Regions from separate parts of the Homo sapiens genome. Here region 2 is linked to region 1. Evidence: chromatin contacts called from ENCODE Hi-C or POLR2A ChIA-PET data. All regions are on one chromosome and are shown on one strand. Each heading gives the region's core, a stretch centred on a gene start or an enhancer-like site at or near the end of the contact. The rest is flanking DNA. Distances are from core to core; before and after follow the strand shown. Region 1 overlaps MINDY4 (MINDY lysine 48 deubiquitinase 4). Region 2 has its middle 25 kb from the start of AQP1.

What was found. Hi-C counts contacts between places; a loop is a spot of excess contacts on that map. ChIA-PET counts read pairs that join two places held with the same protein, here RNA polymerase II (POLR2A). Pooled maps may share reads with other maps.
Region 2: a loop to region 1 is called in a map of endothelial cell of umbilical vein, with 8 times the contacts of the local background. The contact joins two enhancer-like sites. A Hi-C loop is called at or near these places in 21 of 168 maps with a recorded cell type or tissue (Caco-2, Calu3, IMR-90 and 12 more), 22 of 37 single-sample maps with no recorded cell type and 31 of 50 pooled maps. POLR2A ChIA-PET finds 5 or more read pairs at or near these places in 2 of 52 experiments (AG04450 and Panc1).

The regions. Positions count from the first base shown.
Region 1 is chr7:30,798,953-30,804,479 of GRCh38, forward strand. The region is part of intron 5 of MINDY4 (MINDY lysine 48 deubiquitinase 4); the gene reads left to right. All of the region lies in intron 7 of INMT-MINDY4 (INMT-MINDY4 readthrough (NMD candidate)), which reads left to right. Among named protein-coding and RNA genes, the nearest start is that of MINDY4, 30 kb to the left of the region's middle. RefSeq lists enhancers at 848-967, 1,834-1,963. Within about 2 kb of position 1,924, at least 8 of the 41 ENCODE cell types and tissues checked have a DNase peak (open chromatin) inside an H3K27ac peak, as active enhancers do.
Region 2 is chr7:30,934,026-30,939,253 of GRCh38, forward strand. No RefSeq gene overlaps it. Among named protein-coding and RNA genes, the nearest start is that of AQP1, 25 kb to the left of the region's middle. RefSeq lists an enhancer at 4,877-5,026. Within about 2 kb of position 3,651, at least 2 of the 41 ENCODE cell types and tissues checked have a DNase peak (open chromatin) inside an H3K27ac peak, as active enhancers do.

The DNA of each region.
Region 1 (5,527 bases), core at 674-3,173:
TTTATTGAAGCTGTTTAAGAGGCTTCCACACCAGGACTATTACTAGAGCCCAAGTTAGTAGGGTTGCTCACAGCTACTGTCTAAGGACAGTAAAAGCAAGTCCCCATCTTGCCTTTATGTCATGCACTTCTTTGTCTTGTGCTTGCAGGTTGCAGTCTGCTGAGCAGACCTCCAGGCCTCTCTGGGCCTCTGTGCTCCTGTCTGTAAATGAAGGGGTAGGATGGGCTGCTCTGTAATGGCTCCCCAATTCTACCCTCTACACATGCCTAGACCAGACTTCTGACTTCTTTTGTAATCTCTGAATTACTTTGATTCAGTTGACCTCTCTAAGGCTCATCTTATGTAAATAATGAGCCTGTAAACCAGGGTCCTGTGACTTTGGAGTCCTTCCTAGACTATAGGCTCCTCTGAGCACCTGTGGGTATATAGTAAATGGATTTAGGACACAGCAACCTGGAATCACTCCCAGCCCTGAGTATGAGCATCTGTCACTGGAGGCCTGTTCCAGGCTGTTCCTGGCTGCAGCATTTTGAGCTGAAGGCAGGCTGACTAGGGCAAGGTTAAATTCCACCATCCCTAACCCCTTTGCCTATTACTTGTTGAATGGTTTCTCAGGTTAGGTTCCTAAGAACAATGGTTCTTAAACTGTGATCTCTGGACTGGCAGCATCTGCATCATCTGGGAACTTTTTAGAAACAGCTTGTCTGACCCACTGAGTCAGAAGTTTGGGGGTGGAGCCCAGGAATCTGGGTTTTAACAAGCTTTTTAGGTGATGTCATGCGTGTCAAGCTTTGGGAAGCAATGCCCTAGGGGCCAAGCCTGAGTCAGATTCCGGTACATGTAATTTGTTGGGGGCATGCTCTCAGGAGGAAGTGGGGTGAGGAAAGTGGAACTGGGCAGGGGAAGGAGCTCAGCAAAGGTGTGAGGGCTAAGGGCTCAGGCTGATCCCCTGGGGAGATGTGGAGCATGAATTGACTCAGAGTTAGTCCCATGTTTAAGGCAAGGGAGTGAGCTTTTTGTGCCCCTCTTAGTCATTGGCTGTGGGCTGCCCATCCTGGAGTGGGGCGGGCAGTGTGCAACCTCCTAGATGAGTTTGGCAAAGGACGATTCTCCAGAAAAGGATGCAGCTGTGAGCCCTTAGCAGCTGACATTGACAGCAGCTGGGAAGTATTTACCTGTCTGAGGCAGCTGGGTGGGACACCTGTGGCCTCCATGTCAGTTCTCATGGCTCCTTCTGCATTCACCCAACCCCTAGGTATTACAGTAAAGATAAACTGCAAAGCCTGTCCCTGGATATCACCTTAGATGCATTGGATGCCCTGGTGAGATGGGCCAAGCAGGGATCTTTTACAGGTTAGGATACAGACTCCAGAAGGTGAGACTGAAACGAAACTGTTTCCAGGCTCAGACAGCCTTTCCCATCATGACATGTGCAGCCCTCTGCAAGAGCATCATATTACCCATTACTGGCTTTGTGGCTGGGTCACGTCCTTTTGTCTTAGTGAGTTCAGAGGTGTCATAGCCCAGGTAGGCACTGGGGATGCCAGTGCATGATATGGTTCCCTGCCTCCAGAAGCCCAGGGTGCACTGGGATGCCCTGTGTAATTGGGTGCTAAATTGTGGCCCTCACAAAGGAGTGGAAGTTCAGGGAGCAGTTAAGGGACGCTATTGAGGGGGCAGGAGGGCCCTGGGCTTGGAGAGGCAGTGTTTAATGCAAAAGACTTCCTGGTAAACCAGTAACATTGGAGAAGGAATGGCTGTACTTTTAATTCACAGATCCAGGGGAAGATTAACCTGCCTTGTTCTGCTGTGGGTCTCTGCAGCCTTGATACAGCCAAGGGCCCAAAGCCTCAGTGTTTCTGCCTTTGCATTGAAACACTCCTCTGACACTGGGGATGCCTGGCAGTTTTTCAGGTTTTGCAGAAGAATGGACAGTAGATGGCAGCAGATCTTCATCAATCCTCCCAACCCCAGCGATTTAGTCTCGTTGCCCTTGTTGCATAATTTAATTCAGGGGACATTCACCAGGCCCTACCAGACCTTTCTTAAGCAGTCCAGGGGGAGAGAGACAAGTGCATCCCAAACTCTCCCAGGTCCTCTAGAGCCTCTGGAGGCCCCCAGATCTGGAGTGAAAGCCACGGGCGCACAGATGCCTCTCTGTGTCCTGAGGGGGAATGAATTGTGCCAGCCGGGACTTGGAGGAGGCTTACAGAGGATGTGGCATTTGCGGTTCATTGACTGTTCCCTGCTTCTGAGCATCCCAGCTCTGAAAACATCTGCACCTCATGGGATGAGTAATGGGGAGAATTTTCATTTTAATTTGTCTTTATGCATTATTTGGACTTCACATCAGACTATTAAGGTTCAAAATCTGACTCTTGAGACACACAATACCTATTTCCTTTCCAGCATGCCGGTCATCCTGTGTGGATAGTGGCCTGCTTGGGCTCTTGCACTGGTTCAGCCTCACCTTCTTAACCTGTTCTGGGGACCTCTCTTCTGTGGTGGATACAGCTGTCCTCCACACCTGCCATTGATGCCCGATGCTCAGCCACTTCTCCCCACTTCTCAGCCTGTTGATCACATTTTACCCTATACATGTGCCCCCAGTCCACAGTGGAATGCCATTTCTCCTTCTGATTGCTGGCCTCCTGAAAGTAGGCACAGGAGATTAAACATGAGAAACAGCTCCAGTGCATGTTACAGGCCACTCTGAGCCCTCCAAAAATGGGGTTGATGACCCCTAAACCTTGTGTGGTTATTATAACCCCAAGGTACCTTCAGTTCCATGGTTTCCAAGTCTCTGATCTGATGCGTCTGCAGAGGAAAGAGATTTCCCTTGACTCAGATTTCCTTTGAGATCCAGAAAGTGCGGCTAAAGAAGTGAGAGAGTGGCCACACATCCCCCTGGAAGGGAAGATGAGTGATCTTGTATTGTCCATCTGTGGACATCAGCATGGCAGCTCTGAGATCTCCCTTGGACCACACCTGGGCCCTTGCCAGCTCCATCCTAGGTTCTGAGTCCTGGGATACAGGCTGGGAAGATGTTCCATGCAGGAGAAGTAGCAGCTGTTAGATGGAAGGAAGTTGTTGGGCTCTGAGATAATATTTGGGAGATGAGTGTGAGAGAGCAGGAGTGGTATTATGGAGAATCTTTCCTGTATTCCTTTTTTTCTCACTCCAAGATGCTTTTGTGCTGCTCTGTTAGCTATGTTCCAGCAGTTCCTGGCTACCAGAATCCCATATAAAGGCCCACATAGAGGTTAGTAGGACCAGAACAAGGCTGAGTGAGGTGAAGCATCTAGGATGCAAAATGTAAGGAGCTACTCACTCTCACAGTTGTTCAGCTGCAGGCTGGACACCTGCATTAACCTGAGAGGGAAGGTCTCTTAAAATTTTGCACCTTAGGCTTCTTGATTATCTCACCCTAATCCTATCCTGGTTAGCAGAGTTTGGCTGCTTTCTTTTGTTCCTTCAGTATCTTGGACAACCCTCAGTATAGAACAATGATTTGATAACTCATATTTATATTCATGAACTTTTTGAGGCCTGGAATGGGGCCTTATTTCTCTGTCTTTACTCAGCCATGTCTCTGTACCTGGCAATAATAAGTGCCAAGCAAATGAGAGAGTGCACTTAGCAAGGAGAATGGAAGGGAAAGTTATGCTAATCTGTCTGTGATAGTATCGTGAAACTTAAAAGTGGTAAGTCTTTCATATAATTGAAACAATTTGAACTTTAGTTTGCCTGTTGGCATTCATTAATTTACTCAGTAATTTTTTTGTTCATACAAAACTAGTTACATGACTGCCTGATCACCCAACCATATATCTAGCCAACTAAACAACTAACCAGCCATCTGACCACCCAACCAACCAACCATCCCAACCGACCAACCAAACCAACCAACCAACCCAACCAACCATCCAACCATCCATTCATCCAACAAACCATTCCACCCATCCAATCATCTCACCCACCCAACCAACCAACCCACCCAACCAACCAACCTAACCAACCCGGCCAACCAACCATCTAGTCAACCAACAAACTATCCAAACATCCATTCCATCCAACCAACTAACCAACCCACCCAATCAAACCAGCCAACTCACTGTCCCAACTGTGATGCCCCATCTTTAAGTCGTCTGGAATGTTGCCTTCTTCAAGAAGCCTTTCCTGATCTCTTCACTGTACCTATACTTGGACATGATCTGTTTCTCAGACCTCTCATGGCACATGTCACGCTGGAGAGAGTTGACAGGCTACTTTGTTCCTCCTGCTGGACTGTCAGCTGCCTGAGTATAGGGGTGACTTGTCTGTGTCCCTACCTTTTTGAGTTTTGCTCAGAATTATTCCAATAAATAAGAATTGAGATGGATTCTTGACTTTGCTTGGAATTTGGAAGGGGAGAATGAAGTATGAGGTCTTTCCTTAACTTAAGAAGTTCATAGAAGAGCAGAATTAGTGACTTAGCACACAGAAAAAGTCAACTAAAAATAGCAGGCAGATCTGTTTCAGGGTCAGATGGATGGTGCTAATTGAGATGCCGTAGGAGCTTAGAGGAGAGGGAGGGGGTTTTCTGGATGAAGCAGGGCTAAGCTGAGCCTTGAAGGCTGAGTGGGTTTGAATAACCCAGTTTTGTGTGGCAGGGGGCAGTCTTATTCTTCAGGCCTTATTACTGTGCCTGGAACATATTCATCACTCTTCTGTGCCTTGCTCTAAGCCTGAGGTTTTGTTTTTGGGGTAGGGGGGAAAGTTTGCTGGTATCCCTGGGGTCTCATTCCTAAAGACTGAAGCAGCTCTCTTGTTCTTCCCCAGCGTGTTTTTCTACGGCCTGCATTGGGTTTTGCTGCATTTGCAGACATTTTTGGATAATGTACACTTATGGTGGGTCATGGAGAAAACCTAAGCTCATAGCTCCACCTAAGGATCATGGCATTTATTTAGGGAAAAGATGGGCGTCCTTGTTCCTACCCTGTGATAGGCTGGATGCCTTGGGGCCTGACATAGAGAGAGCCAAAGTCTTTCCCTTGCCAAATCCCATTCAGTCCTGCTGGAGTACTGGGTGTATGCCTTCCCTCATGACTCTTGGGCTGGTTTTCTCAAATGGTGGCTGAGGGATGGAATTCTGCTGTGACTGTCAGAGGTGGTGTCTCCATTTTGGAAAGATGGCCCCTGATGCTGAGTTATGTTAGGGGCATATTGGGCAGAGTTCCTCAAATCACAAAGATGATCTGCCAGGGCAGCTTCCTGTATGGCTAGATTCCATGTGTGTGCCTCATTCCAGAAAATTCTACTTTGTTTTCTCTACTCATTCCACAAGAAGTTAGTAAAGCCATGGGATTTCTTTCATTTCCTGTTGAGGCCAGTTTTGTGGTCATAGGTCCCTCAGAAGTGGGGCCTTTTCCCAATAAAGTAAACAGTTTTTGATCTCAATCTAAATACATGGTATTTAATTTTATTCAACAAAGCATTTATAGAGTGCCTCTTGCTTGTTCGAATGGTGTTGGGGAGAGAAATGCTG
Region 2 (5,228 bases), core at 2,401-4,900, 140 kb after region 1:
CCTGCATCATCATAGAGCTGGGAACACTGAGGCCAGAGAGATGGGACCTGCCCCAAGTCACCTCTGGCCTCAGTCGCAGAGATGGGACTGGAGCTCTTTCTGCTGCCCTGAGCTAGCGTTGGCCCTCACCTCTGATTGCCTTTTACTGTGACCATTTCTCATTTCTGCTTTTCTCTGCCCATGGGGGACAGTCCTACACCATCCCTGCCAAGGCCTTTACAGCCCCCCAAATGGTCCTAAGCACAGGCACGATCGCCAGCTCACCTGTCCTTGCTCTGAGCACCGCCATCCCTGCTGGCCTCTCTTCCACTGTGAGTCCCAGGAGACAGTTCCAGGGGCAAAGAAACATTCGCTGAACAAAGAAGAGGAGAAAACAGTGTTCAGGGGGCCCGGGCCTTGTAGGCTGGGCATTCTGGCCAGGCCAGGGGCACTGGTTCCCCAGGTGCCTAGTGGAAGGCCTGTGGTGTAGGAGCAGAGGCCAGAGGAGCTGCTGGGGAGGAGGCTGGCCTGGGGGAGCTGAGCAAACTCATGAGACTCAGAGCTCTGGGTGCCTGTGATTTCAGGATAGAGTCTGGGCTTTGGAGATCAGGGGTCCCTGACTTGGGTCAGAGGGGAGGCTAGAATCCTCAGCGTGGTCAGCGAGGGGGCAAAAGGAGCACCGTTTGCAAAGTCCCTGCCGTGTATTTGGCACCGCGCAGGAACTGCATTTCATGTTTACTGCTTGGCTTGATACTCACAAATGAGCTGAGAGTTAGGGATTACTCATTCATTCATCCAAGAAATATTTATCAAGCTCTTACTATTTGTCAAGCACCATTCTGGGTGCTGGGTATTGAAGAAAACAGACAATGTTTGCATTTTATAGATGAAGAAACTCTAAATCAGAGAGGTTAGGCAAGCACCCAAAGTCACACAGCTGGAAAGGTCTGGGACTAAGTTCTTTGCCTTTGTCTATAATGGTTGGGCAGAAAGGCAGGGCGGTGGAGTAGAGAGGGCCCGATGGCCTTGCTATGTGAGCAAGAGCAAGTCACTTCCCCTCCCTGGACCTGAATTTCCTCAGTAGATTTTGAGGCCTTTGGCCAAGCAGTCTGGAATAGCTCCTGTGGGCAAAAACTGAAATTAAAATTTTACATGGGATAGCTACTGATTTTTGAGCATGTTCTGTGCATCAGATCGTGGAGTGTCTATGGGGAGCCATTGAAGGTTCCTGAGCAGGGGTCGGGGGAGCATCCCTGAACTACTCTTGCCCTTGGGCCCTTCCCAGTTCTCCAGGACCTCTTGTCCTAGGGTTATCAGGGGAAGCAGCTGAAGCTTTGGACAAACAGTAGGGGCAGGCAGGGACACAGGGACATATGGTTTATAAATAAGGGAGCTGGGTGGGGCAGGGATGGATTGGGTGGGAAGGGTGACGGTTGAGCTGCAGGGAGAGGCCAGGAGAAGGCCTCAGGAGACGTACATCTGCTCCTGGTACTCACCACCCCCCATCACCCTGGGGGCAGCCCCCTCCTCTGATCAGAGCTGACTCTAGCATCCCCTGTGTCCAGCCCCAGGCTCAGCATCTCTGAAGGGGGCACCAGGGGCCGGAGCTCTGGTCTAGCCCTCCAGGTCCTCCCAGAGGGTACCAGGGCTGCTTCCTCCATGAAGTCTTCCATGCTGAGTCCAGCTTATCTTGACCACACCAGTACACATCACCAAGCCACCCAGGTTTGTAAACAAAAGCACAGGATCATCAGCCCTCGGTGCTCAGAGAAGAGGGGTCAGAAAAGAGGGAGGTTATTGCGGGGAGAGGAGCCTTGAAGAAAGGGTAGAGGCTGGGCAGTTGGAGGGGAGGGTGAGGGAGGGGAGGAATTTAACCTGGGGAAGGGGAGGGTTGGTGGGGGATTTTCTCTCCATCTCAGGCCCTGCCCCTCTTGCCTGTGATACGGTGGTTACCTCCTTTCCTGCCTCTCCCAGTACACTTTAAATTTTTTATTTGATTAAAATAATAAAACGTTTGTTACTTATACAATAATACATGGAACTTAGTAGAATGGTTTAGACCAAGGGCTCTGGAATCAGGTTGCCTGGGTCAGAATCTGGGGCCAGATATCAGGCGTGTGAACTCCAACAAATCACTGGTGCCTCAGTTTCCTCATCTGGAAAATGACCCACTTCATGAGGTTGGTGTGAAGATTAAATGAGCTAATATACATAAAGTGATTATTAAAGGGCCTGGCCCATAGTAAGCGCTAAATAAGTATGAATTATTGGAGATGTAAATTATAATGTTTAATAACATAATAAACACTCATGATCCCAACACTCAATTCAGGAACTGGAACATTTCCAAAATTTGCATCTAGCTTGTACGTCTCTCCCACTCCCCTAGCATCCCCTAAAGGTGTCTACTATCCTGAATTTTGTGTTTGTCATTCCTTTGCTTAAAAAGAAAACATTTGTATTCATGCCTGTACACCTAATCAATAATTTGTTCCTTGATTTTTGAGCTTTATAAAAATGGGAGCATACTGTAGGTAGCCTCTGGGCTGTCCACTCAATCTTCAGTTTCTGGGAGATGCATCAATGCTGTGCCTGTGGCAGTGGTTCATTGTTTTGGGGAACTCACCACCCTTGATTTCTTCCCGGCCACTGTTTCCCACTCCTGACCACAGGGAGAGCACAAAGCCCACTGTGTCTGCCCCAGCCTCCAGGCCCTCAAACTTCCTCTCCTGCAGCAGTCCAGCTGGCCCCTTCCTCAGCACTCTAGCCCTAGCTGTCTAGCTCTGTCCCTACCCAGACCTGGGGCCACATTTTTAGACACTGCCTCTTCTCCCATCTGTATGTTGCTCTGCAGGGAGTGACTGGCCAGGGGCACCAACCTGGGCCTGAGTCCTTGCTTTGCTTCTAATTGGCTGTGTGACCCTGGGTGGGCCTCCTGCCCTCTCTTGTCCTCAGTCTCCCCACCTGTAAGGAGAGTGGGTGAAGTGGTCCTTTCTCTGGAATGTCTGTGGTGTCCCAGTCCCTCCCTGGCCTGGAGGTGGTGCTTTGCCTCATCTGGAATGCCTGGGGAGTGGGGCCAGGTGGGACAGTGCATGTGTGGGGTGTAGCTGGGGCCTGGGAGGCACCTTTCCCCAGGATGCTCCCACCATGCTCTGGGGGCTCTGCTTCCTCTGTGCCTTGAGTTAGTGTGTAATAACCACTTCAAACCAAAATAGGCACATTGAAATTTTGAACCAAAGCTTCGAGGGGAGTTACAGCATGCAACTTGGGCTGCAGACAGCACCCAAGGCTGGGAACCTAGGGGCCTGAGTCCAAGTCCCAGCTCAGAGAACAATTTCCTGTGAGACCCTGGGTACTTCACTTTCTCCTTTTGCAAAATGAGGCCAATTCTCCATGCTGGGCACATGCGAGGAACAGGTGGGTCTGTGTATCTCACAGGTGTATATATCTCACCTCTCTAGCCCCACTCCCCTCACAGGGCTGGATAGAGAAAGCCTGCTCTAGGAGAAACAGGGCAAAGTCTGCAGTGAAGTTTAAAGTTTATAAAGAAATGAGTTATCCATGCACAAATCAAACCACCGTCTTCGGTTGGAGGAAAACAAAGTGTCACATTGTTCTCACATTGTCTGGCTGAAGGCCAGTGTTTCTTCCACACCCCTGCCTGCCCACACCTCGCCCTCACCCCTCCCCCTAACAGGTGCTACCTCTTTTGCCTGCTTTCCCCCCATTTTTCCCTATTTTTAATGATTTTGATGTGGAAACTTCCAGACATTAAAAAACTCTCATATACACAAATATAGTTTTTTTTAATGGAAAAAATCCTCCACATTCTGCCACTTGCTTTTTCTACTAAAAATCTTTATATTTTAATCAGCTTTATTGAGGAATAATTTACACACAACAAAATTCAGCAAGTTTATGTGTACACTTTGGTGATTTTTAACAAACGTGGACCATAGGGTGACAATCATCATGATCCCTGGATAGGACACTTTTGGACATTCCTAAATGACTGCAGGGGTTGAGTCTGCTGCTGGGAGAAGGAGACAGAGGCATCTGAGGAAGGAGCCACGGCCTGTGGGGGAGTGGGGCTAGGCAGGCCCTTAAGGATGGTGCCTCTGCCCCAGTGGGGGATAAGGGATTCCCTTCCTCAGTTTCATCATTTCTGTTCAGCAGCAAATTCACTTTGGAACTGCAAAGTTGACTTAAAAGTCTTTTTTTCTTTTATTTTTAATTAATTAATTTTTTTTAGAGACGAGGTCCGCTGTGTTGCCCAGGCTGGTCTCGAACTCCTGGCCTCAAGTGATCCTCCCACCTCAGCTTCCTGAGTCTCTGGGATTACAGGCGTGAGCCACTGTGCCTGGCTCTTGACTTAAAAGTCTTAAAAACCTAAAGCATCTAAGTGTCATTATTAAGGGTGTCCCCAGGACTCTCATCCCTGGTCCTTGTCCTGCACCTGACCCTGGCCAGAGCCTAGCCCTGGCAGTCCTGACTGCAGCCCTGTTTAGAGCTGGGTCTCTCAGGGGATCACGTGAGAGCGGCAGATGGCTCCAGGCCGCCAAGCCCCTGCAGCCCTGCAGAGCCACAGCTAAGTGAGGGCTGGGGCTGGCGGCTCCTGTCTGCGGGGATCCGTTCTGAAGTCCCAGGCCCCTGTGTCTCTGCAGGACTGCTGCCTGCGCCTGAAGGAAGGACAGCGTGGGGCGCAGGAGAGGGACTACACCCCAGCCAAAGGAGTCGCTTCCAGGTCCCCCAGCAAGGGAGATTTGGGCCAAATATCCAGAAACTGCTGATCCCCAAGGCCCATCCACCAGCTCCAAGCCCCCGGCCCCAGGTCTGGGCACCCTTCAGCCTGCGCATGCCTGGCGCCATCCTGAGACCGGGAGCTGCTTGTCGCCGTCGGGAAGAGGCGGCAGTTGCGCGTCATCACCACCAGGGGGCACCAGTACAGGTGGGACTAAACCCTGGGAGTTTCACCATCCACCAGACGTGCTCTCTGAGAACTTGTCAGTCCCCGCGGTCAAGGAGTCCATCTGCTAATGGGATAGACAGGCCAGCTTAAAATCTCGGCTGATATCTCTCATATCCGCCAAGATTACATGGAAAAACCATAACATCAGCTACCCCCTATATTAAATTTAAATAATTTTAATTGTGCAAGTAGTGAGGGTACAAATAAATTTTTCTTAACAATTGAAATACTGAAATTAAAGATCATGTTCCATTTGACCATCCCCTACATCCCATCCCTT